Regions from separate parts of the Mus musculus genome. Here region 2 is linked to region 1. Evidence: chromatin loops called from intact Hi-C (ENCODE). Cell type or tissue: gastrocnemius. All regions are shown on one strand. Links, peaks and the distances in the headings refer to the core of each region. The heading gives the core; the rest is flanking DNA.

What was found. A loop is a pair of places that touch in the nucleus more often than their neighbours do. Peaks named below come from ENCODE experiments on the same cell type or tissue, not always from the same donor. Only the 100,000 strongest peaks of a DNase experiment are listed, where the experiment ranks them.
Region 2: a loop joins it to region 1, with 2.6 times the contacts of the local background. A loop is called at or near these places in 9 of 42 quality-filtered maps.

Annotation. Positions count from the first base shown.
Region 1 is chr15:57,638,470-57,650,790 of GRCm38, forward strand. All of the region lies in intron 1 of Gm35682 (a long non-coding RNA gene), which reads right to left. Among named protein-coding and RNA genes, the nearest start is that of Gm35682, 15 kb to the right of the region's middle. In gastrocnemius, for the core only: a CTCF peak has its summit at 6,030 (motif pointing right); DNase peaks (open chromatin) are centred at 6,077 and 6,102; H3K4me3 peaks cover 271 bases; H3K27ac peaks cover 666 bases.
Region 2 is chr15:58,016,193-58,028,513 of GRCm38, forward strand. 9130401M01Rik (RIKEN cDNA 9130401M01 gene) reads right to left here. Exons shown (of 6, transcript NM_029418.4): 5 at 9,082-9,214; 6 at 6,078-6,371. The coding sequence ends at 6,174. Among named protein-coding and RNA genes, the nearest start is that of 9130401M01Rik, 12 kb to the right of the region's middle. In gastrocnemius, for the core only: a CTCF peak has its summit at 6,898 (motif pointing left); DNase peaks (open chromatin) are centred at 6,609, 6,887 and 9,360.

The DNA.
Region 1 (12,321 bases), core at 3,800-8,799:
GAGGGTAGAAAAATCCTGTTCTGCAATTCCTGAAGAGCATCATGCTCCTCATACTGCACAGTGACTCAGCCCAGGTACCTTCAAAGGGCTAGGGTTGATCCTAGACCTGTGTGTGTGTGTGTGTGTGTGTGTGTGTGTGTGTGTGTGTGTGTGTATGTTGTATGTGTGTGTGTGTTTCTCCAAATTCTAAGACATAAGAAATATAAAGTATGATCAGTAGGACAGGAAGGAAGGAATAACATTACTTTGTATATGTTTTGTTCTTGGTGGTTTGATTCATCAAATAAACCCTTTGTACTTCATCCAATTCTCTCAGTAATGCTGTGTTTGCCATGACTGTACCCATCTCAAAAGTGGGAAACAGAAGCTTAGGATGGTCAATAAATGCATAAAAGTCCCTGCTGTCATGAGCAATAGGACCAAGACTGAGTCCAAAGGCCATGACTCTTTCACCCCACTGCACTGTCCTTCCAAAAGATGGACGCTAAGAGTGGAGGAATAAGGACAGAAACTCACCAGAGAAGCCAAGGCTGTTTCCCATAAGGAAAGCATGGTGGCAGATGAGAGTTGAGACTGTTTATAGCACTTAAAAAGTTGACGGAACTCTGAAGGGAGATAGCCTGCTGTCTACCCCTGTGCCAGCAACCTCTGCACTGTCCCTGCTCTAGGGGAAAGTCTCACATCCACAGTCAGCGAATGCTGTATTCCCAACCGGCCCTGAGCTGAGACTGGAAGCATCAGGCCAATCAGTTCCCGTCTGAGAGCCTCTCAGTGTGGTTAATCTTCCCCATCTTTGCCTGGTCTCCCAGCTATAGTCACTTGGGAGAATAAGCTAACGTCACAGCAAGCAGGCAAGCCTGATTTAGGCAACTGGTTTCTCTATTCTGAGCCTATTTGGCTCTCTAAGCCAGAAGCCCATATGGTTGGAGAGAGATCCTGCTGTTAACAGCCTCCTCTGGGACCCAAAGACAGGAGAAACCCTATCCATTTCTACTCTTCCGTGTTTGCTCCATGCGACTGAATTTTATTTAAGCACCGAATTTGGACGGGAAAATGGAATCTCAGTCGCTGCTTTCTGGGTTTATGTTTTCAGCATCATTACCAGGACCAATAAATTAGAGCAGTCTTCAAACAGAATAAGTCAAGACCCAAACCTCCAAGGCACGCTGCTTCCCAAGCCCAAAAAACATCTTCTCCTGAGTGTTAGAAAACTGTAGAGTTGAAAGGGGCCCCAGAGACACTTCTTAGAGAGGAAAGAGAAACCAAAGCCAAAACCAGGGCAGGGGCTTAGCTGATCTCATGACACAGAGGCATTGACCTCACATACTTAGGTCACAAAGCTGGCATCAAAGAAAGACCGGTGGAGCGGGTCTTTATTTGACAAAGTGTAGCCAGCACCCAGGGTCTAAGATGGGTGTTTCTAGGTTCTTGGCCTCTTATCCAAAGAAAGGAAAGTAAGAGCTAGACCAGATTAGCAAAAGTAGCAAGAAAACTTTATCCAGAGGCAAGCGATACACAGATTAGGAATACGCCGTTGAAATTAGCAGCCGGCTACTGTTTGAAGCTTCCCTTTATGGAGCTCAGGAGGAGGGGTTTGCTTACTAACAGGCATAGATAGTAAGGTGATCCTCTGTTTTGATTGAAAGGCTAGGGGTTTTTGTGTCCTTTCCCATAACGCATCTGATTTTAATCATATGCCCACACACTTGTGCATAGGCGTTCCATGGTAAAACGATGCTTCTCCCGAAGAGTACACAACTGAGGTCCCAGTTGTGCCTTACTCTACATGAATCCAAAATCGATTCAGCCAAAACTGGCCTTTCTAGTCTTCAAAACCGGATACATTGAGAAAATATTTTAACAGAAACTCAGTTTGATCGTTGTTAGGAGAGGAGAAATGTACCCTTTTGTTTGGAAGAGTACACCTGCAGCCCTGTGCAGATGCAAGTCAGGGGTTGTTAGAGGCATTGCTTGGAGAGGGATGTATGCACACTACATGCAGGGAATAAGCATAATGAGAAGGAAGGTGTGCATAATCCAAAACCAGATGGAGTCCCAGGAATATGTCACTGTTCCCTTTGCTTGCCTGCTTCTGAAGGTTGCCCTCTTATCCCTGGGACAGAGTCAGCTCTGAGGAACATGGTGGATGTAAAACCTGCAGGCTCAGCCTTGACTCTGAAGGAGAAAGCTCCTTAGAGTTTATCAGCCTGTCTTCCTTAGTTGACTGATAGAGGGTCTTCACATCAACACAACTGCATGGGTTCAGTTTACACTGTCTTCAGAAAGGCAGGAAAGTTAGAGCTTAACAAATCTTCTGGTTCCACTTGAACAGCAAAACCCAAGGAATTCATTGGCAACTGTAGTCTTCACTAAAAAGAACAATCCTAGAGACCTAGCTTTCAGAATTCAAAAGCCTGAACCTGAAGAAGCACATTGATCAGAAAGGAGTCTGAAAGATGTTCCACAAACACTCTTAGTGTTCTATTGCAATAAGAAGACACCATGACCACAGCAACTATTATAAAGGAAAACATTTAAGTGGGGCTGGCTTATAGTTTATAGGTTTAATTCATTATCATCATAGCAGGAAGCATGGCAGCATGCAGCTGGTATGGTGCTGGCAAGGTAGCTACGAGTTCCACATCTTGATGCACAGGCAGCAAGAAGAAAATTGAGCCAGTAGGCCTGGCTTGACCATAGAGACCCCAAAGCCCGCCCCCAAGTGACCAACACTTCATCCAATGAAGCCCTACCTACTTAACAAAGTTACAAACCCTAATAGTACCACTTCCTATGAGTCTGTGGTGGCCACTTTCATTCAAACTACCACGCTGACCAAGGTCCCCGTGACGTCAGCCATGTGGCATTCCTTTTTCTAAGTGCCCCTGTATCTTACTCCTCACAACTCAGTGACATGAATTTGATTGTTTTCTTTCCTGTTGCACCTAAGTAGCTAAGGGCTAATGAAGAAACAAACCAGTCACATAGCCAGTAAGTGTCAAGGTAGGATTCAGCACAGCCACCAGCCTCCCAATGCTGCGTTTCTTGACTGTTGACATCACCCCTTGCTCAAAGGCCAAGTATTGGATCATTTCTGCTCCTGAGAATAAGAGGCAGTTGAGCCCAGCTCTATTTCCCTCAGATGGGTGTATCTGGCACACACAAAGTTACCAACAGGCTAATAGTGAGGAAGGAGTCTAATTGCAGGGATGCGTGGAGCCTTCCAGGAAGGGCAGACCTCAAAGCTCAGCTCTCAGAAATCAGGAAACATTGAGAACTTTGCTGGGGGACAGAGATCTCAACAAGAGTTCTAGAGACCCTAAACATCTCCATGGGAGTTCATACTTCCTTTCTCAGGTCTGTAGAGTGAGAGGGTAGAGAATGCCTTCAACTACTTTCTTGGAGGCTATTAACAAAAAATAGACTGACTTGAGTCCTCCTTCACAGTTTTGGAACCCAGCAGATAGAAGTACTAGGGATAATTTATCGCACTTTGCCTATGTGAACCTGCCTGATTTTCTCTGTGCCTCAGTTTCTCTACAAATAAGAATCCACACACCTGCTTTGTGTTTGTGCAGGAATTAAAGTGAATGACTAGCCAAATGAGCTTATACTGATTGCCGAGTACTAGATCAACAAATGATAGCCCAGTTTGTCCAGGATGCAAAAGGAGACTTAGGTCCTCTTCTAGTTATTGTTCTTCTTTACCTACAGGACTTTCATTTCATTCAGAGATGAAACCACCCAGATAAAGAAGGTCGCCTTCCCAGGATCCTTTGCAGCTTGGTGGACGTAGTTCAGTTCTGGAAAATAAGATATAAGAACAAGATTGTGGGGGTAGAGGTGGGGCTACAAGAAATGTGTTGCTTCCCTAAAATCATGGAGAATTATCTCAGTCAGCATTTTCCTTTGATCCTGCCCTTTGCCTACATCTTCTTTCTGTCTGAAGGCATAGCCACTATCTTCTCCCTGTAAGGACCAGCACGCAGGAATAGAAGGCATAGCCACTATCTTCTCCCTGTAAGGACCAGCACACAGGAATAGAAGGCATAGCCACTATCTTCTCCCTGTAAGGACCAGCATACAGGAATAGAAGGCATAGCCACTATCTTCTCCCTGTAAGGACCAGCACACAGGAATAGAAGCCAGCTCTGGATCCCAAGCGCCATTCTCTAGTCACTGACACTAACTTATATTTTCTACCTCCCATCAGAAATCAGTTTCTATTGGGTTTCCCACTATTTGCAGCTCAGCACACTCCTGGCAGTTACTAAGCCCATTTGATATATTTGAAATAAAATGTTAGAACTGCTAGGACATTTCTCCAAGATCATATCATGATTGGCAAAATCCCTAAGCCTTCTGAATAATTGAGTCTTAAATTTCTAACCCGAATGCTCTCCTAACAGATTGCATGAATTCGCTCCCTTCTAGAAATTTCAGTAACCAGGTTTATACTTGAAAATAATGGACTTGACTTTACCTTTAAAGGAGCCCTTTCAGAGCAGGGATAAGCCCCACGAGAGGCTCCAGGGAGGAGTTGTTGCCTTATATCTGTACCCCTCCACGGACACAGCACATCTGTGGCATCCAGAAAACATCATGCTGTGGAATCACAAGTACAGCTGTTGCCCGGGTGCCAAACCTAAACAAGATCTTCAATTCAACAGAAGATGCATTGGAACCAATACTAAATATTTTATAGCTTGAGCATTTGGGAAGTCAGGACAAAATAGCACTGTCTTTCACTTATAATTTTTGCATGGCCAAATTATCTGGACTTTCACTCTCCTTTGCAAGACTAAGGAAACTATTTTTTTTAATATTTTTATTACATATTTTCCTCAATTACATTTCCAATGCTATCCCAAAAGTCCCCCATACCCTCCCCCCCACTTCCCTACCCACCCATTCCCATTTTTTTGGCCCTGGTGTTCCCCTGTACTGGGGCATATACAGTTTGCGTGTCCAATGGGCCTCTCTTTCCAGTGATGGCCGACTAGGCCATCTTTTGATACATATGCAGCTAGAGTCAAGAGCTCCGGGGTACTGGTTAGTTCATAATGTTGTTCCACCTATAGGGTTGCAGATCCCTTTAGCTTCTTGGGTACTTTCTCTAGCTCCTCCATTGAGGGCCCTGTGATCCATCCAATAGCTGACTGTGAGCATCCACTTCTGTGTTTGCTAGGCCCCGGCATAGTCTCACAAGAGATAGCTACATCTGGGTCCTTTCGATAAAATCTTGCTAGTGTATGCAATGGTGTCAGCGTTTGGAAGCTGATTATGGGGTGGATCCCTGGATATGGCAGTCTCTAGATGGTCCATCCTTTCGTCTCAGATGTAGTGCTAAGCACATCACACATATTTTCTCAATTCCTTACAATAACCCTGCTTGTTCAATGTCATTGTTCCTAGATTTATAGATGAGATTCAAAGCAAAGACTTTAAAGTAACATATTGGTATTATAATGTTTGTGATAGTTTACAGCTGTGCACTGCTTAATGCCAGACAGGCACTTGACACTCATTAAGAAGCAGGGTTTATTTTTCTTTAGAGATTTACTTATTTTTACGTACATTAATGTTTTGCCTGCATGAGTATCTGTGTGAGGGTGCTGTATCCCCTAGCACTGGAGTTATAGACAGTTATAAACTGCCATGTGGGGCTGGGAATTACCTGGGCCCTTTGGAAGAGCAGCTAGTACTATGTGTGATGTGCTTAGCACTACATCTGATACAGTCAGAACATTGACAAATACTTATTATTTACGTGCTGGGTCAAATCTTAATATACACATTTAGCTGCCTCCTCTTTGCCAGCCCAAGTATAAATCCACTCCACCCGCAGTAGTCCTACATCCAACCTTCAGGGTTTTCTTATCTTGAGGATCACGCTTGGCTCCAAACCTTCAGCCTCGTGGGCGCATCACCACCTGGGACAGCTGTGGTGGATGGAGGCTTCAAGAACATCTGGCAGATGGAAATTGGCCCATAAACTCCTCTCTCTTCAACCCCTTAACCACAAGGGGGCAACCTCGCTGCCTAACCCTACAGAAAGCTGGACTTTACTGACTGTGTGGCCTCCTTCCTTTAGAGGTTCCGCTCCCACATTTTTGGAGCTTACGGAATTTGGAAGGCTGCCACCAACACCCCCATTGACCCAGTCCATATCCCCACTCTTATCGTTCACCTGTTTTTATGTCACCTGCCCAGCCCCCAGCTGAGCAGCCCCACCCCCAGCCGCCTTGAGCAAACACCCATAGCAACAATTTCCCCCAGCTCAGGGCATCCTCTCTACCTACGTGAGTGGTTTCATAATTCAAGCCTGCCCATCAGTGGACAGATTTAGCCCACTGCCTGCTGAGTCTGGAAATACTAAATATTAAAATATCCCAGACACTCGCCCTTCTGACGCCCCAGTGCTCTCAGATTCACATGCAGTTGGTTGCACAGACAATCCCAGGATGCCCATCAATTTGTCCATTAAGTGGGTTTTGAGTACCTGCGTAGGTGGATTCCTAGAACAAGGAAAGACGTTGAATGCGTGACCTTGGGGAAGTTCTAGTCTTCTGGCTTCGAGACCCGGTCTTTTCTTCTGCATTCCATGGCTGCTTCAACATTGCAGACTTTTTTGTGATGTTATTTGCAATTGCAAGTGGATTCCTAGAACAAGGAAAGACGTTGAATGCGTGACCTTGGGGAAGTTCTAGTCTTCTGGCTTCGAGACCCGGTCTTTTCTTCTGCATTCCATGGCTGCTTCAACATTGCAGACTTTTTTGTGATGTTATTTGCAATTGGGTGGGGGGTGTGAATGGTAGTTGGAGGACTTTATTGACCAAAATACAAAAAGTAATAATATTTCCCATATAGGGCAGCAATATAGATGTTCCCAGGAATTGAAACCTGCCTTCGGAAAGGGAGAGGAAGCCGAGGGGAACTTGATCATGTGTTCTGTGTATGCTCTGCGTGTGTGTGTGTGTGTGTGTGTGTGTGTGTGAGAGAGAGAGAGAGAGAGAGAGAGAGAGAGAGAGAGAGATCCCTTTACCAACAGTCTAGCTGATTTCTCTCATATACATCAAAAATAACCATGTGTTTCTCACCTTTGTAGTTGAAGAATTATGGGTTTTTGGCTTTTCTGTCTTTTAACTTCAAATCAAAGACCATTTGGACACTGGAAGTTTAATAAATTCCAGTACTGACCAATTTTAAAGTGAGTTTTGGGTTTCTGAGAAAGGGGGTACTTCTCAAAGGATTCAAAACAAAGGCAGGGCTCCTTGAAAGTCTGCTTAGCCCCAAAAGCAGGCTTGCCGCTAGAAGAACTTAGCAGAGGCGTGCGTTTCCTCTGTGTGTGGTTTAATGAGAATTAAAGATAGTGTCCAGCATCGCCTATGTGTGTGGTCTTTAATATGGGAACTGACTGGGAGGCATGTGTCATGGAGTCCAAGTCTCTACAGAAAAAAGATGGTATCCTTTCATCACCTTCGAGAAGAAAGCAGCAAGTCAGATCTGAGTACCCGGGATAGAGAAAAGCTGGGCCAGGCACTGGGGATTCCATTTTCAATCTGCTGTCCACTCTGGGCCTTGGTCTTCAATCCCTCATTTTCCTCAGCCATGAAATAAGGATGACTCCCACATCAGGGGATTCACACAGGCATCTGTCCACCATGGGTATAAATCCTTAAGGCCTTATTTAGATTTCACTGTGGCTTGAGCAAGAAACTCTTCACTTAAGAGTGTTAGTCAGAGACGATGCATACATTACTCATTAGATTAGCAAGCAGCTACACTGAGCAGGATGACAAATTTCAAGCTAAAGTGCTTCACATATCTCCCCTCCCTGAGGAGGCCACCATGATGTCTGAGTTTCAGAGTGACCCAGCCTGATGCTGCCATCTGCAGTGCCACAAATGAGTCATTTAATGCATATATATATATATATATATATATATATATATATATATATATATATTCCTAACAATGAGACCAGAGACCAAACTAAATCTCTGCAGCCTCAGTTAAGATGCTGGCAGACCTGAATTGTTGTGGATACTCTGGGAGGTGGGGAGAAAATGGGACCTGTTTTCTTTTCTCTTCCACTTCCAGAAGTCCTGACATTCCTAGGTTCCCTTTTCCACCACCACCACCACCCCACCCCCACAGCCAGCAGGAGGAGTCTTTCTTTCTCATGGTGACCTCTCTCATTCTTTTTTCCAGCCTTCCAAATCTCATAGGAATTTTAAAAATTATCTTAGGGCCACGAGGATAATCCAGAACAATAACTAGTTCATGTCAATAGATTGACAAACCTAACCCCAAAGATAAATTTAATTCTCCTTCACCATGTCATGTAACAGCATATCCATAAAGTCTGGAGACTAGAGAACTTTTGGGTGACAGAGATAGGGAGACCAAAGTGATGGAGATAAGTTGTCCCCTCCCCATTTGTAATGCCTGCTGGACATCCCTGTGTGGTCTAGATAACACTAACCTGTGAAGGGAGTTTGGAGCCTGCCACCATTGATATTCCCTGCAAGGAACCTTAGACAGTAATAGACTCTTTCCATCAGCTCCACAGTCCATGAAATAGAAGTGACCCCTGCTGATGGCCACTGTAACGACTCTGCTGGTATAGATGACTCAGAGAAGGCTTCCTGCACATCAGCCAGTGTAGACCACCATGATACCTACCCCTCAGGAACTCACACTCCAGTGGTCATCACTTGGACAACAGTCATTATTGCTTTCCTTTCCAAACACTTCAGATTTGCTTATAAATCATAGCTTTTCTGTGTTTTGTGTTTCTGTCTTCTTTGAGGATAGTTTTGTGTTTATAAGTGATTTTACACATTATAGAGTAGATTCTTAGATTACTTTCTTCCCATATGTTCAATGTTCAAGCACTTTCCCATGGAGTTAGGCATATTTCAGAACTATTCTTATTAATGGTGACACAACTTTCCATCCAGCAGATGATACAAAATCATTCCCAGGTTCATTGGATGACTTTGATTTTTGTATTTGCTGTTTGGTCCTTTGGGGGGGGGGTAGGTATTTGTTTCTGTTTGTGCCGGAACAGAACAGGCTGCCATGATTATCTTCGCCCATTTACATTCTTGTCAAGTCTTTCTGTAGAACAGTTTCGCATGAATAGATTTCCACTTGACTCGCACAATAGTGAAGCAAACGGAACAGGATTTGATTCCATTCTATCAATGAAGACACTGAGACATGGAAAAGTAAAACTGTTTTTTCCCACAGACACAAGTAGGCTGGAGATAGGTCTCATCTGAAATCCCCACATCTTCTGGATGTTATAACAAGGGCCTTTCCACAGGCACTGCCACTGAAACAGAAGTTACTAGATGTCTTTGTAGATCTCCACTTGCTTCCTCTCCCCCATACTCCCACCCTCTCACTGCAATCCTGACTTACACGCTCAAGACCACCTGCCCTACAGCCCCACCCACTTTTAAAAGCTCAGGAGATCATGGCATGATACCGAGAAATACTTGAAACCATACACCAAAAATGAGGCTTCAAGAAAAGGTACAGCAGAGCAAAGGCCAGCCTACTCCTGCTGCCGGATCTCAGGCCCTGCGTCCTGAGTCTACGAAAGGCAGGAGAGTGTATGCTCTTTTCCATGGGTAAAGGACTTTAGTTGAAATTCCGAAAGTGCATCCTGACTCCCGCTGCCGCCGCCGCCCCTGGCCTCCCAGGGGGCTGTGCACAAATCATTGCGTCTCCTCAAACACAGCATGCTGACCCGTCCTTTGCAGGTGACAACAGCAATAGCATCTATAGAGCTGAAAAGATGAGATGAGCTAATCTCATGACAGTCACAATGCCTGGTTTGTCCTGAGGGGTAAGAAACTAACTAGTACTAGTTATTGTCAACTCACGCTGCCAATGTCCTAAGGTTAGGTTGCCACAAGAAATTAGCCAGAAACCTCGTGGCTGACAACAGAAATGTATTCTCTCAGAGTCTGCGGCCAGAAGCTTGAAGTCAAGTTATGGACCAAGCTTTGCTCTTTGTAGGAGAATTATCCAGTACAGGGTAATTCATCTCTTCTTCCAGCTTCCGGAGGGTGCTGGCATTCCTTGGCTTGTAGCAGCATGACTCCAGTCCCCGCCCACCCATCCAGGCTCCACACACCCCTCGGCATACCTATATTGCCTGTCAGCTAACACCAGACCCTTCTTAGGAAACTGCCTAGAGGTGCGGCTTATAAATGTATACATTCAGTCAGCTCTCCCTTCCATTCTCAGTGTCCCGTCAAACAGTACCTGGCACAAGCGCATTTTAATACTCTTGGTCACTGAACCCCTGCCTCTGCCTGGGTCCAGCCTTCACTACTTGGAATCTTGTAGAATCCAAGACTGTTTTCTTCTGCTTCTCTTTTCTTCCAAACGTGACTTTATGTTAAACAATTGCGAAGCTATACCAAGACAGTTTGTCCCATTATCTAAGAAGCCACAAGTGTCCCTAAATATCTCCATACTGTCTGTCTCCAAAGGGATGTTGGCCAGGGTTCGAAGTGAATTAAATGGGTTTGGGAATCAGCATTGCCCCCAAGGCGGAAGACTCTCAAACCAAACCTTCACTTGACTTTAAACAGTGCTCACAAGGTCAGGTGAGCAGAAACCCCACAGCAGATGGCAGCAAGTTTATCAGTGGCCTCCTGCATCAGGACCAGGTCAAAAGGGAAGAGAAAGACAAGAACCTCATGGTAGGAAAATTGACACTAACAATCAGAAGTGTTAAAGACTGGGGATTGGATACGGGGATCTATATAACGGGATGCTTATTTTTGAAAGACATTGGATAACATTTCCAGTGATCTCTCTGTGGATTACCACGACTTAGAAAGGTGTAAAGAAAACCGATGAGCCAAAGACAAGGACCAGTCAGTCAAGTGCTTGCCTTCCAAACATGAGGATCTGAGTTCATACCCAGAAGCTAAGGACCAAAAAGTGACAGTACACACTTGTCATCCCAGCACTGACTGGCTAGCCAGCCTAGCCTACTGTGCGCACCTCCACAGACACACATGTCCACACACTGACACACATGTGCACACACAGAACGTGTGAGAGGACTCTGAAGCAATAATCTCACATATCCCCCTTTTTAACTGTTTTATTGGACAGTCCTTTTCTCACCCATTTAAAACAGGAAGCTAAGCTGAAGAAACAGTTTTGAGTGCCTGCATGGAAGACTGAGCTAACAAGGTGTTTCTGGAAGTTTCACAGTGATCAAGGCTCTGCACTGTTCTCTCTGTCCAGTAATAGGCCATGGTCACATAGAAAAAATGTCTCTCAGCTCTTAAATGATTCAGAAAATGAATATTTGACATGGAAAGCTGTTGGTCATAGATTATGTAGGAACAAATCAAGACGGGTGAGAAGGGAGTGAACTGTAACACTTCTCTATTTTCCATATATGTAGACATATAATGATATTATTCTCTAGGATCTAGGAGGTGTTCATGGTCTTTATTTGACTCTAGTTTATTTACCGTTTGAACACTTCTAACATAAGTAAGAATGCAGAGATTATCCAAGACGCCTGTAAGAGCTGTGAATTCCTCACACTACCCAGAAAGCAGTTGGGCTCCTGTTTTACCTTGGGGGCAATTCCTGAACAAGTTTCAGGAGGAGATTGGAATGACAAACAAAAATACAAAGGAAGACTCGGGATCTACAAGCCTCTGCCTGTGTAGAGGAAACTGAGGAATTGGGCAGAGATGAGGGTCCACACTTGATCCCATGGTGCATCACGCAGCTCTGGCCAAAGTCCCCATGGTTTTTTCTTTAACACTTCTCCATCACTTGATGGAGGTGATTTCAAGAGCTGATGTGACAGATAACTGGGACCAGAGCCAGGCACCCTATAGGGTACCAATGAAGAGAAGGCACATCAAATGCTAGAAGCAGTTTGGGATGAGAAGTGTACCCCAATGTCTCCCATGAGCTAGCTCCATGACACTTCACAATAATAGCACAAGGCCATATGATTACTCCATTTTACAGAAGAGAAAACCAACTTGGCACAACACCAGGTAACCAGTGCTCGGGCCCCATGCAACCCCTGAGCTGCTTGCCTCCAAAGACACTTGCCCCTGTTGAGGACATCATGTGCACAGGTGTTCTACCGTGTTAGGGATGCGGGACTAACATCGGCTCACTACATAGTCACTGGCCACACTTACATTTAAGCAAGGCATCAGGAAACCTGCTATGTTTGCTGACTGCAGCATGAGAGCCACACCTCTCAGGAAGAATCCATTTAGAAATTACATTTGTATGGGGAATGCTGAATCA
Region 2 (12,321 bases), core at 4,711-9,710, 380 kb after region 1:
CCTTAGCTTGGACCAAAAGGCACAGAGGAGACTGGTAAAGCACACCTCTCGGTATCTCTGTCAGGCTTTTCCTCACGTGATTGGTTCCAGGCGGGCTATGATCAACCAATGCTTGACCTCACTGAAGGATGTACGGCACCAGGAGAGCCTCGGACCATTCCCAGCATGCTCTCTGCTCTCTGTCGGCCTGCGGTGTAAGACGTGAACCTTCAGCTGCTGTTTCAGTCACCATGGCTGCTCCTCCTTTCTTTCTGCCATCTGGAAGCATAATCCAAATAAACTTCCCTCGAGAAGTTATCTGGATCATGGTTTCTTGTCACAGCCATAGGAGAGCAACTAACAGAGGGCATGGCTTTGAAGGAGTACCTTGCCTTGGCCTCAGCCTCTCTCTCTCTCTCTCTCTCTCTCTCTCTCTCTCTCTCTCTCTCTCTCTCTCTCTCTCTCCTTCCTGACTGCCATAAGGCTGTTCTATCATATCCTTCCACTGTAATGTTTTACCTCACAGAAACCACACCAGCTTACTATACCCTGTAACCTCTAAAATCCAAAACACAGTCTTTTTCCCTTAAAGGTTTTTTTTTTTAAAATAGGAATTTTGTCACTCACAATTACAAAAAAAAGAAAAAGGAAAAGGAAACCCACAAGATTACTTCACCATGCATGTCCCTGAATACCCTTCCGCGTATACTCGTGGAAACGGAAACTGGAGTGGGAGTTTAAGGAGCTGGAAATGGGAGCAAGATGATAAGCGGGTGAGCTTTAACGGTTTATGTTATGTGTTGACATGACTAGACTGTGGGATGCCCAGTTAACTGGGAAGACATCATCCTAGGTGTGTCTGGATGGGATTAACTGCTAGACGTGGGAAAGCAGAGATCCCTTCTTACTGTGCTCGGGCTTCATCTAGTCAGCTGAAGCCAAACACAATAGAAAGAGCCACCCCTCCACAGTCGAGACAGGATTCCTCCAGTCTGTTGGCCTTCAACCTAAAGCGCTAATTTTTTTCTTTTTTAACCTGACCTAAAACAGTTCTCTGGCCTTGAGCCTGTGGCCTACACCTAGAAACTACACTGTTGGCTCTTGAAGAAGGAGCCTGAAGATCTTGGGACTTGCCAGTCTCCATTATCATGTGATCCAGTGTTTTTATTGGCCTTTTCGTTCTTTTTGTCTTTCTCCCCATCTCCGTCTCTTCCTCTTCTCTCTTCTTGGTTCTGTTTCTGTGGAGACTCTTAACTAGTATAGATTTTGATACCGTGGATTTAAAGGTCTTGCTTCGAAATAGTCACATTCTAAGGTACTAGGGTTAGGGCCTTCCTTTCCCTGGGGATGTAGGGCAGACCTCTTAGTCACTGACTAGCAGGCCTTTGATGGAGGTTCAGGTGCCAGAGGAACCCTGGCTTATCCACCCCAAGGTGCTTTTCCTACCTTTGCCACTTGGCTCCCTTCCCCCCAGAACCTGGACTGATCTGGATCCCGTCCCTCTCCAGCCCTGCACAGGGACAGCTGCGAGCTGAGTCACCACAGCCAGGTCTCTTCACAAGCTGCAAGCTGAGTCACCTCAGCCAGGTCTCTTCACAGAGCATTCCCTGATTTGAAGTATGTCTCACTCTGCATGGTGGCACCTGTCTGTAATGTGAAATAATTAATATAATAACATAATATAACATAATATAATATAATATAATCCCAGTTCTAGAGAAGCTGTGGCAGAAGGATCAGGTTTACCAGCCTGGGTTATATAACAAGTTCCAGGCCAGCTTAGGCCTTGTAGCAAAGCACTATCCAAAACAAAGCAAAAATGTATCCCCACCAGCAGCAAAAGGGTTACTTCCAGCAGCTATTCCTCAAATACACAGTGGCCCTGAAGCTAAAGGAAAGACCCAGGGCTGTCCTAAATATGAATCATCTCTTCCTAGTCGGGTCAGGGACGCTTCTGCCAGAGACAGAGCCAAGAGTACTGCTCTGGGAGTCCCCACTGTCATGGTAACACATGTTACTATAGATCGAGACACATGTCGGAAATCATCACCTTCCTGAATGTTCTATTCCACATTCTGCAGGGCTGGGCCCGGGAGGCCAGACCTAACTGCTGCTCTAGAGGGCCTGGCACATGTGTTCCATCTCCAGGAGACAGCAATATATTCCTGACTCAAAGAATTGGTATGCTGGCACCAAGATCCCAGAGCTGCCACGCTATGTTCCCTGAGCGTTCTTAGCCTGAGGGAGAAGGGCAGGGAGACAAAGCTGGGGCTGAGGAAACACAGGTGTTGAGGGATAAAAGTGAGAAGCCGGTCACACATTAGGCAGGAAGACCCTGCCAGGCAGTGGACATGGGTTGAGGAAGAGTCTGGTCTGCCCTTTCAAAAAGGAGGCCGCACCAACACTGGACCAAAGCCTCGTAGAATGAAGCCACCCAGGACCTACGAGGAAAAAAGAATAAGGGAAATACACAGTATCTTCTACCCACCTCGGGCCTCCAATTCCCCCATGCTCGCCTCCAGCCCCGCCCCCCAGCTCCAAGGGACAATTTGGGAAGGTAGAATTGAGCTGCGGGTCACTGGCCTGTCATTTGGCCTGCTCAGGGAATTCCCGTTAAATTTGTTGGGTCCAAAACACTAACCTAGGTTAGATTCAGCCAGAAGACAGAATCAGGGAGGGAGAAACAGCCATATGCCCGCAAGGCTGCCCCTGATGTGATGGGTGTGCAACCCCGCAGCAGCAGAGCTTTGCGGGGGTGGGGGTGGGGGGGTTATTTTCCCCTCTTTGCTTCTTTGCTGGTTCGCTTGCTTTCCTATCAAGCCCCAAAGCCCTAGAAAACCGGGTGCAAATTATTTTCTGAGATTACATTTTTTGAGAAGGCTCCTGTTTAAAACCATCTCTCTGTAAACATTAGCTTGTATTCATTTGCTAGAGGTGTGTATGACCCACGATTTCCCCAAAGCGAAGCTCATCTTTTATTAAATGTCATACTGCACGGGTGTTGGAGACATCTGTGACACGGGTGGCTTGGTTCAGCAGGAACTGGCTTCTGAGTTATAAGCCCTCTGTGCCTCAAGTTGGTACAGAGACTGACCCTTTAGAAGAAAGGTGGCAGTGGGGAAGCTGGGCTCCACCAGAAACGGCAAACAAAAGAGATGGTCCTGGGACGTAGGATCCCGGTAGGAGTATCGTTAATACTCCCTCCCTTAGCCGGGCAGTGGTGGCGCAAGCCTTTAATCCCAGCACTTGGGAGGCAGAGGCAGGTGGATTTCTGAGTTCAAGGCCAACCTGGTCTACAAAGTGAGTTCCAGGACAGCCATAGCTATACAGAGAAACCCAACAGGAGCAGTGTAAACACAGTGGGCAGGGAGGCCACCGGGTAGGACTTCACAGCCTTCGGGGCAACTTTGAGAATGACCTTGACCTTGGTAAGATCGTAGCTCCAATCTAAAGTTTGTAGATGTATAAGAGTGTGAAAGGCCGAAGACATTTACCAGCTCAAATAACTAGTAGGACATCCTGTTTGGGAGGAAGGGCTGAAGTGAGGACATCTACGAATATAGCTGTCCATGACAGCTTATCGTCATTGCCAAGGAAAGAGGATCTGGAATCGAAACTGAAACTCATGCTGAGTGTGTCCTGCTGCTAAAAGAAAGGAGAAAGTGAGCTGAGCGCATGCGAGCGCGCATGTGTACACACACACACACACACACACGCACACACGCACACACGCACACACGCACGCACGCACGCACGCACATATGTTCATCTCCCTCTGCTTCCTGACTGCAGGTGCAACCCGACCAGTTACCCCAACCCCAGCTACCAGGTCTTCACTGCCATGATAAGACTGTGCTCTCAAACTGTGAGCCAAAAGAAACCCCTCCTTCTTTCAATAGATTGCTTCCTGTCAGGTATTCGGTTACTGCAACGAGGGAAGTAGCCAACCGAGCGTCCCACCCTTGCTGGAGAGCAGACACCCTCACCTGTGTCACCATTCACTCACTTCCCAGTGATTCACTCTTTGGCAAGCAGGTGATGTGTGAGTACACAGGGACGCCTCCTCTCCAGCAGAGTCATTGTCCATTCATTACCTTCCCCATCTGTCCTGGAAATGCTGTGGGGGAACTCCAGTGACGAAACGCAGGCGCCCTGTCCTCCCGGTGCCCCTCCCGCCCTCAGTGACAGCTGAGGCTCTGGATGTCAGTGATCTTGGTCCTCACATCAGCCCTGCACTGACTGAAAGGTGAGGTAGGAGTGAGCTGTACACAAGACGTGGAAACCACCAGGCCACCGGGTGTGGGTAGGAGGTCAGGAGGGAGACCAGAGAACTGGAGGCATAGAGCGCAGGTGAAGTCCACAAGGAGCAAGGATGGAGCTGCGCCCGGGGCTGGGAACATTTCCAGGAAAGCCAGATAACCAGGGCAAAGGGGCTCGGCCTCAGAAAGAGAAGAGGCAGGCAGGCAGGCATGTCAGCTTCTAGGAAAAGCAGAAACACCAGCAATTATTTAAAAAGCCAATGTTTAGTGGGGACCTGTGAATTAGCTATCTGATAAAGATGGAGAGGGGGGGTACCCTTAGAAAGGCTAATGGGAAAGAAATGTGGACAGGAGAGTTCCAGATGGCCACAGCTACACTGTGAGGGGCATGGTAAGCCATGTTAGTTTATGTCCCTGAGAGCAGTCCTCTGCTAGACCACCGGCTCCAGCCCATGTCTCCTAGGAATCACACAGTGAGTAGCAAGTAACATAGCTCAGGAAGGGATGGCTGGACGGGTGCTCCTTTGCTGACAGGTTCCAAAACCGCAGCGCCTGTTAATTGTGGTCCTCTGTTTCCCGTTTGAGAACCTGAACTTGCACTTGCTGGTCAAACTGACCAACTCCCTGAGCGTCCTCACTCAGCACCGTCAGCCCCTTGTCTGAGGGGAGTGAGGGGAAGGATCAAAGAGGAATCCTGGGGGCTGCACCCGTTGTCAAGGGCTGGAGTCATCTCTCCATGAAAGTCTAAGTAAGCAACAACACAAGGTGAGGCTCACCTTATTCCTTCCACTACAAAGAGTAATTCTGTCCTGGGTAATTCCTTGAGTAAGAAAATGGCCCTTTGTACATGCAGAAGATGTTAGGGACTGTGGTCTATGTGGCTAAAGGAGACAGAGATCTGGGTTGTCCCTGGCTCCTGCGTCTTTTGAGCAAATGCTTGTTCCAGACATCTTTCAGGATGTCTGCATAGCAAGAACAGGAGTCCAAGAGGCAGGCACACACATCATTCCAGCAGCCTGGGCTTCCTAAACCCTGTAGGGCAAGTTGGCATGTGTAAGCTACAGGAGGCAGTGTTGCACATTCCGTGGGACAGGATGCATCCGTGTGTGCCCACATGTACAGCCAGCCTCCTTAGGACCTGGAAACAAAAGCAGCCAGCGCGGATACTCTCAGGCTCATCTGGCTTGCTGGTCCTGTAGGGTAGGAATCCGGTCTCTGACTCAGGAGTGTCCCATCTTCTGCCAGCATCCAGGAAGCCTGCAAGTAGGCTAACACCTGTTTGCAGTTCCTGACTCAGCCTATGTACTCTTAACATGCCAGCATTCTTTGGTCATTCCTAACGGATACACTTGAGCAATTGCTTCTTGCAACATAGTAACTGTTTTCAATGGACCCAAACAATTTTAAAAAGTCTTTTGCTAAGGCTTGAATAGAAGATATCCTCCCTGTTGACTATCTAAGACTGTTGAAGTCCTGGTGCCCGGCTGGTGGGTACTACACGGAGAGAGTGGGAATGTTAGGTGATGGTCTAGCTGGAAGCAGGTCACTTCGGGCATGTCCTTGAGGGCGGCATTGTTTCAGACCCTTCTCTGTCTCCCTCTGCTTCCTGGCCACGGAGACTGAGCCTTGCTCTTTGAAACCATCAGTCTCCATCAACCCTTAAAGCTGCTATGTCAGCAGCAGCAACAGCAAAACCTAGCACAGCCTCTGCATTTACATTCCCAACAGGTGCCTGCGAACTTGGCAGAGGCCTACAAAGACAGCACTGAGGGCGTCAAGGACACAAAACAAACAAACAAACAACAAAGCTGAGAGCAGCTGAAATTACCTGGGAGAGAGTTTTGTATAAACAATATAAAGAATCCTCTTTATTTGAGCTTTCCATGATTGCACAGATCTAAGTAAACAAGGATATTCAGGTTCGGGATTGGTTTCCTAAGCGATGATCTCAACCTCCACGTGGAACTGATTTCCCAAGGGACAGAAATGGTCTTTGATCTTTCTGAACCACTTGTCTTCAAACTCTTTGGAGGACGCAACCACCATGGCAGTCAGGGCTCCGGGGCCCACACACTTCACCTCCGAATGAAGCTCCTCTTTTATCTTTTCTGGGACAATGTCTTCCCCCATAGCCTGTATCAGCACGAGGAGAGGAAAAAACAAAGCATTATCCCAGTCACAGAGGCAGAAAACAGAGATCATTTACCAGCTGAACGGCCTTTCACACTGAAGCCCTGAGGGAGGCGCTGCACCACAGGAGGGGCCCTGGTCCCAGTGTCAGGGATGCCACCCGCCTTGTTTCCGTTCTCATTCTCCGAGAATCCTGAGTCCTAAGATGGCAGCTGTTCCGCCTGGGCTCCGGGGAGCACTGAATCAACCTTTCTGTGCCAAAGACTGTTCTGAGTCTGACAGTGTAGCTGTGGGCTCCTCCCTCCAGGTGAGAGGCTGGGGCTGAAAGGTAGGGGCAGAGCTCAGACAGGTATGATGTGAGACACGAATCCATATTGCCCAGGTTCCCCCAAGGAAGTTGAAGACAGTGAAGATCCAAGCAACAGGTTGCTATGTCAACCTCTTTCAGACCTGAAAAAAACACCAACCCTACACAGCCAAGGGTCTCTCAGGGCCATAGCACATCCCCCTAGAGGCACAATACTGCCCCCTCCTGGTCATAGTTGCAACTGCAGTCACACAGACTCAATCCCAGGATCGATGAGACAATTCAAACTTAAGTTCCAAGAAGCCTTTCTGTAAGCTCAGTAAGTGGTCCTTTGGTAATGAGTAGCAGCAGCGAGGAGAAGGAGGTCCTAACAAGCTTTCAAAGCGTGAGAACTTACACATCAGCCAGCAAGAATGCTGGACAAGGCACTCAAGACACTAATTTATGGCTCCTCCTACATCTAATGTGGCCATGAAAACTACAAGTACAACCAAAGAATGGCTCTTCACAGACTACAGGCTTAGTGTGTGTGCACACATGTGTGGTGTGTGCTTGTGTGTGGCATATGCACCCTTGCTTGTGTATACCAAATCCAAAGGAGGAATTCTTGAGTCACCCTCTGCCTGATTTCCTTGAGATGGTTTCTTGCTGAGCCTTAAACTGGCTGTTCAGTTAGGCTGGCCAGCCAGCAAGCGCACAGGACCCACCTTCTCTGTCCCAGTGCTAGGGTTCCAGGTATCTGCAACCATGCCTGGCTTCTATGTGGAGGCTGGGGATTAGAACTCAGGTCCTGGGGCTTGTGCTTGCAGCTAAGAGCTTTTCCCACCGAGCCACCTCCACAGCCCCACATCACACAGTCACCAAGATGCTGCGCTTCTTATTAAACCTTACTAATTCATCAGCTCTGGGGGCTTCACTGCTGCACTCAGTGTCTCTAAAGTCGTGACCTGATATGTCACATGTCAACAGCGTGACGTCTTCTTTCAGCAGCATCATAATGACATGACTCACAAAGGCTGGCTTCTCGGGTTTTTACTTATTTAGAGGCATCTATGTCATTCTGGCTGGCTTCAAACTCACTATGTAGACCAGGTTGGTCTTGAACTCACAGAGATCCACCTGCCTCTGCCTATCACGTGCTGATAGTAAAGGTATATGAAAGCAAGCCTAGTCTAAAACACTAGAAGTCATTATCTTAAAGGCAGTTCCTTGGGAAGCTGAGCTTCCACTCTGAGGCCGGCCAGGGCAAAACAGTGAGAAGCGGTGGCCGAGGGATTGTCAGACAGTAAAACACCCGCCTTATGTGCCTGAGGACTGCTTTTGATCCTGGGAACCCGTGAAAAAGCATGCATGGAGGTAAGCCCCTGCAATCCCTGTGAAAACAGATGGGAGGCAGAGACAGGTGGGTCCCTGGAAGCTCCTGAGCAGGGCCTACACAGCAAACGCAAAGTCAACGGGGGACCTGGCCTCTCCCTCACCTCCACACACGTGCATTTACCCACACATTGAAAGGGGGTGTTGGGGATCCCTGAACATGGGACACATGTAAAGTATCACGGGAGGAGAACACCACGGTCCATACACTGGATTAGCAATGGAGCTCACTGACACGGCACACATCTGATTTTAGCATGCACAAACCTAAGATTAAATATTGAATTGCAATGTTGAATATTGAATTGAATTGCAATCTACAGCTCTAACTTCTCTGGAGGCCACAGAGGTCATTGTACTGGGAGCAGAAGAGCTGAAGCACACAGTCTCCCACTGCTATCCTCAGCCGTGATCTTCACAGAAAGCCAGCGACAGAAAGGGCTGGCAGAGGCTTAAAAATGGCATCTGCACCTCTCTGTAGACATCAAGGTGACAGGGTGGATGGAGCGAGAGGACACTTCTCATGGCTGGCCTATGCTGCCTCTGGCCCTAACCTCAGGCAGCTGCATCCTCTCTAGGCCTCCTCCAGCCCTACCTGTCTTCCCCATCACTGCTGTTAGGAGAGGAGGAGGGAAGCTACATAAAGTCCTGCTCAACTGCGGACACTCACCCATTAGTGTCAAGTCCAGCACCATGGCTAGCTCGGTGGAATACTGATTGCCTAGCATGTACAGGTCCTGGGCTCAAATCTCCAGCGAAAGACTTATTACCCAGTGAATTCCACATTGAAACAATGTGGAAATATGGTGGGCATGTTACTTAGGATGCTCATGTGGGCAGGCATGAGAATCAGAAAGCAGGGATACAGCAAGTGAATGACGGAGGACCACTCTGGTGACTTGGAAACCCAGAGGCACACAGTGGAGGGGGACAGAGGTCCTTCACAATGAGATGAGATCTGGTTTTGTTATGGGAACAGCACAAAATCACAGTGACGCTCGCTGCCCTCTACAACCCCGAGGGGAACCGTACCTCCTCCATCAACAGCAAAGTATCTTCCCTAAAGTTGAAGTCCTTCACTTTCCCTGCAATTTCCTGCTGAGTCCTCAAGTTCTTCTCCAACGCGAATGATGTTTGCTGAGACTGGGCGAGCTGAAGCAGGAGCCTGAGGAAAGAGAAAGTCTCAGTGGGAGAGGCTTTGCTATAGGGACCTGAGCCACAGGGCAGCAGGGAGCAGGAGCTCAGCCAGAGCTGGGCACTAAGCTGCCAGAAGTCCTGCTGGCCTCACTAGCATCATCCCTGAGTGCCTACAGCTTCCATTCTGAACAGCTGCCTTCCTGAGAAAGGACCAGGTCAGAGGGCTGACACAGCTATCAGGTAGCTGAAAGCAAAAATAATTCACTCACTGAGAAGCAGCTCAAAGCCAGCCCAGACACATAGTCTGTTCCTGGGATGCTGACATCTGCTGTCTCCACAGAGCCTGGACCTCAAGGTGTGCTTAGCTTTGCTGGCAGATATGAGTACCAAAACAGGGTCAAACCTCAAACGGCCAGTTCACAACCGCCTTACTATGAATGTCCCCAGTGATCCTAGCCTGGTGTCTCCACTCACTCTTCTGTTCTTCTGAGTTCAGCCCCCTCTCCCTAATGAGGGGCTCTGGCTGGGCGTTCCAAGGGCATCACGTTCTCAGTACATCAAGCTGCAGTCATTCATCTCTTTATCCTGCATCTGCCCTGCCCATCCACTGGCATGATCCACCTCAGCGAACAGCGCCAATCCGCCCCTGCACCCAGGGCACCCAGTCTCCTCCTCCTTTTTCTTCTTCCTCCTCCTCCTCCACCTCCTCCTTCTCTTCTTCCTTCTCCTCTGTTCCTCTCTCTTCCTCATCTCTTTTCTTCCTCTTCCTCCTCTTCCTCTTTCCTCCTCCTCCTCCCCCTTCTCTTCTTCTTCCTCCTCCTCCTCTTCATCCCCTTCCATACCTTAGCTGGTCACCAATCCCATCTATCCACACTGCAATGACGCCATGCTCTACTTTTACTAGTACTGCACTATCGCAGGGCGGATCCCACCTGGTGATCATCGCCTCTCCACTCGTCTCTCCAACAGCTCCAAATGGCCTCTTCTAGCCCACCTTCCCTCTCTGGATCACAGCTCAGATCACACTCCAACTCAAAGTTTATGACTATTCTCTGGGCCTTCAAGAGAAGGATGGAATCTTTAAGATAACACCTAAGCCAGGGTGGCAGCACATGGCTGTATTCCCTGCACTGGGAAGGCTAAAGACAGAGCACGAAAGTTCCAGGCCAGCCTTGGCTACACAGTGAGCACTGCCTCAAAACCAACCCACAAGGAGAAATGGTAGAGTCTCAAGCTAATAAAAAGCCAGACACGATGGAAGTGCTCTTACTGGCATTTACCAATTGCTTGTCACAGACCATGCAGCTTCAGTGGGTTGAGGTGACTTTACCTCCACAACCGCAGGCTGTAGACATTTCCCCCATTCCTCCATCCAGCAAGGGGAGGAACCTGGAGCTCAGAGTCCATAACTGTGCAAGGCCAGACAGCTGGCCATCAGAGCATTCCAGACTCATGCGCTCCACATCAGCCATTACTCAGAGTCCATTAGAGTCAGAGCTGGCTCAGACCCCGTGATCCCCTTGCCTGGGACTGCGGCTCACAGCTCCCTTGGGCTTCTCCCACATTGCTACTCCTGCCACCTGTGGTGCTCTGCATGAGACTGGCTCACACAGGGAGGCATTATCTCCAAGGATTGGGACCTGTGGCCTTGTTGGAGTAGGTGTGACCACTCTTTAGGAACTGTAGGAAGTATGTCACTGGGAGTGAGTGGGCTTCGAGGTTTCAGAAGTCCAAGCCAGGCCCAGTGTCTCTCTTCCTGCTGCCTGCCTAAACTAGAATTCTCAGCTACCTCTCCAGCACCATGTCTGCCTGCACACTGCCATGTTGCCTGCCATGATGATAATGGACTAAACCTCTGAAACTGTAATCCAGCCCCAATTAAATGTTTGCCTTTATAAGAGTTGCTGTGGTCATGATGTCTTTTCACAGCAATAAAAACCCTACCTAAGACACCACCAGAAGATGTGACTGCTCCTAGGCCTTTTAGCCAAGCTTTCTCTATATATATCACCAAGCACAAGAGCACACCTTCCTCACCTGACGAACAGTACATGGGTGAGCAAGACAACACAAAGAACTGCGGACTGCACAGACATAGGACTTTGGGGCCATAAGCTGATCTCAGCGTGCAGCCCCAAATCACAAGGGACAATACGAAGGAGTGTGGACAAAGCACCCAGTACCTGGTGGCCCGCTGCTAAGCACTCATCCCTGGGACATTCAGTGGGAGCACAGCCCCAGAAAGGCTGGTTCTTCCTTCGGTTGGTCTCCATGGCGCTCTGCTCACACTAGGACATAGCCCTCAGCAGCTGTGTGCCAGTCCCTGCCTACATGTATATTTTCTTCAGCACAGTGACTGCTGCAAGGAACGAGTCTCGTTTTTGCTTTTTTTTTTTAAATCATCTTTATGATCCTTGCACCAAGCAAGTGCCTGGCATATGTGAATAAAAGGAAGTCAGTAGGCATGGTGGCACACACCTTTGATTCCAGGCCTCAGGAGGTAGAGGTAGGTGGATCTTTATGAGCCAGGGGCTAGCCTGGTCTACATAGTGATCATGAAACTCCTGCCTCAGGTTCCCAAGTGCTGAGATTCTGGGCCTCTACCAGGCATTATGAAGTGTTTTAATATTCGTTCCTGTCCTGTTGTGGTTTGGTGTTCATTTCCCAGATGGCTGAGTTTTCTCATATTAACAGGACATTAGAAATCCTCGTGTCCATTTCTTAATCACTGTAAACAGAACAGTGAGAAACATGGATGCACAAGTATCTCTGTGGCACGCTGGCCTCAGACATGACTGCTTCAGGCAAGTGCCCACGAGTGCCCAGCTGGGGCATACAGCAGTTTTATTTTTGTTTTTTGTTTTGGAGTATGTTTGTTTGTTTGTTTGTTTGAGACAGGGTTTCTCTACATAGCCCTGGCTGTCTTGAAACTCTGTAGACCAGGCTGGCCTCAAACTCACAGAGTCTATCTGCTTCTGCCTCTCAAGTGCTGGGATTGAAGGAGTACACACCAGGCCCCAACTTGGGCCTTTCTGAACCCACTCTGATATATGTTTGGCTGCACTCGTCTAAATTCTCACCAGCCACGTACAGGATTCCTCCATCCCTACCTACCACGTATGCTAATTTTACATT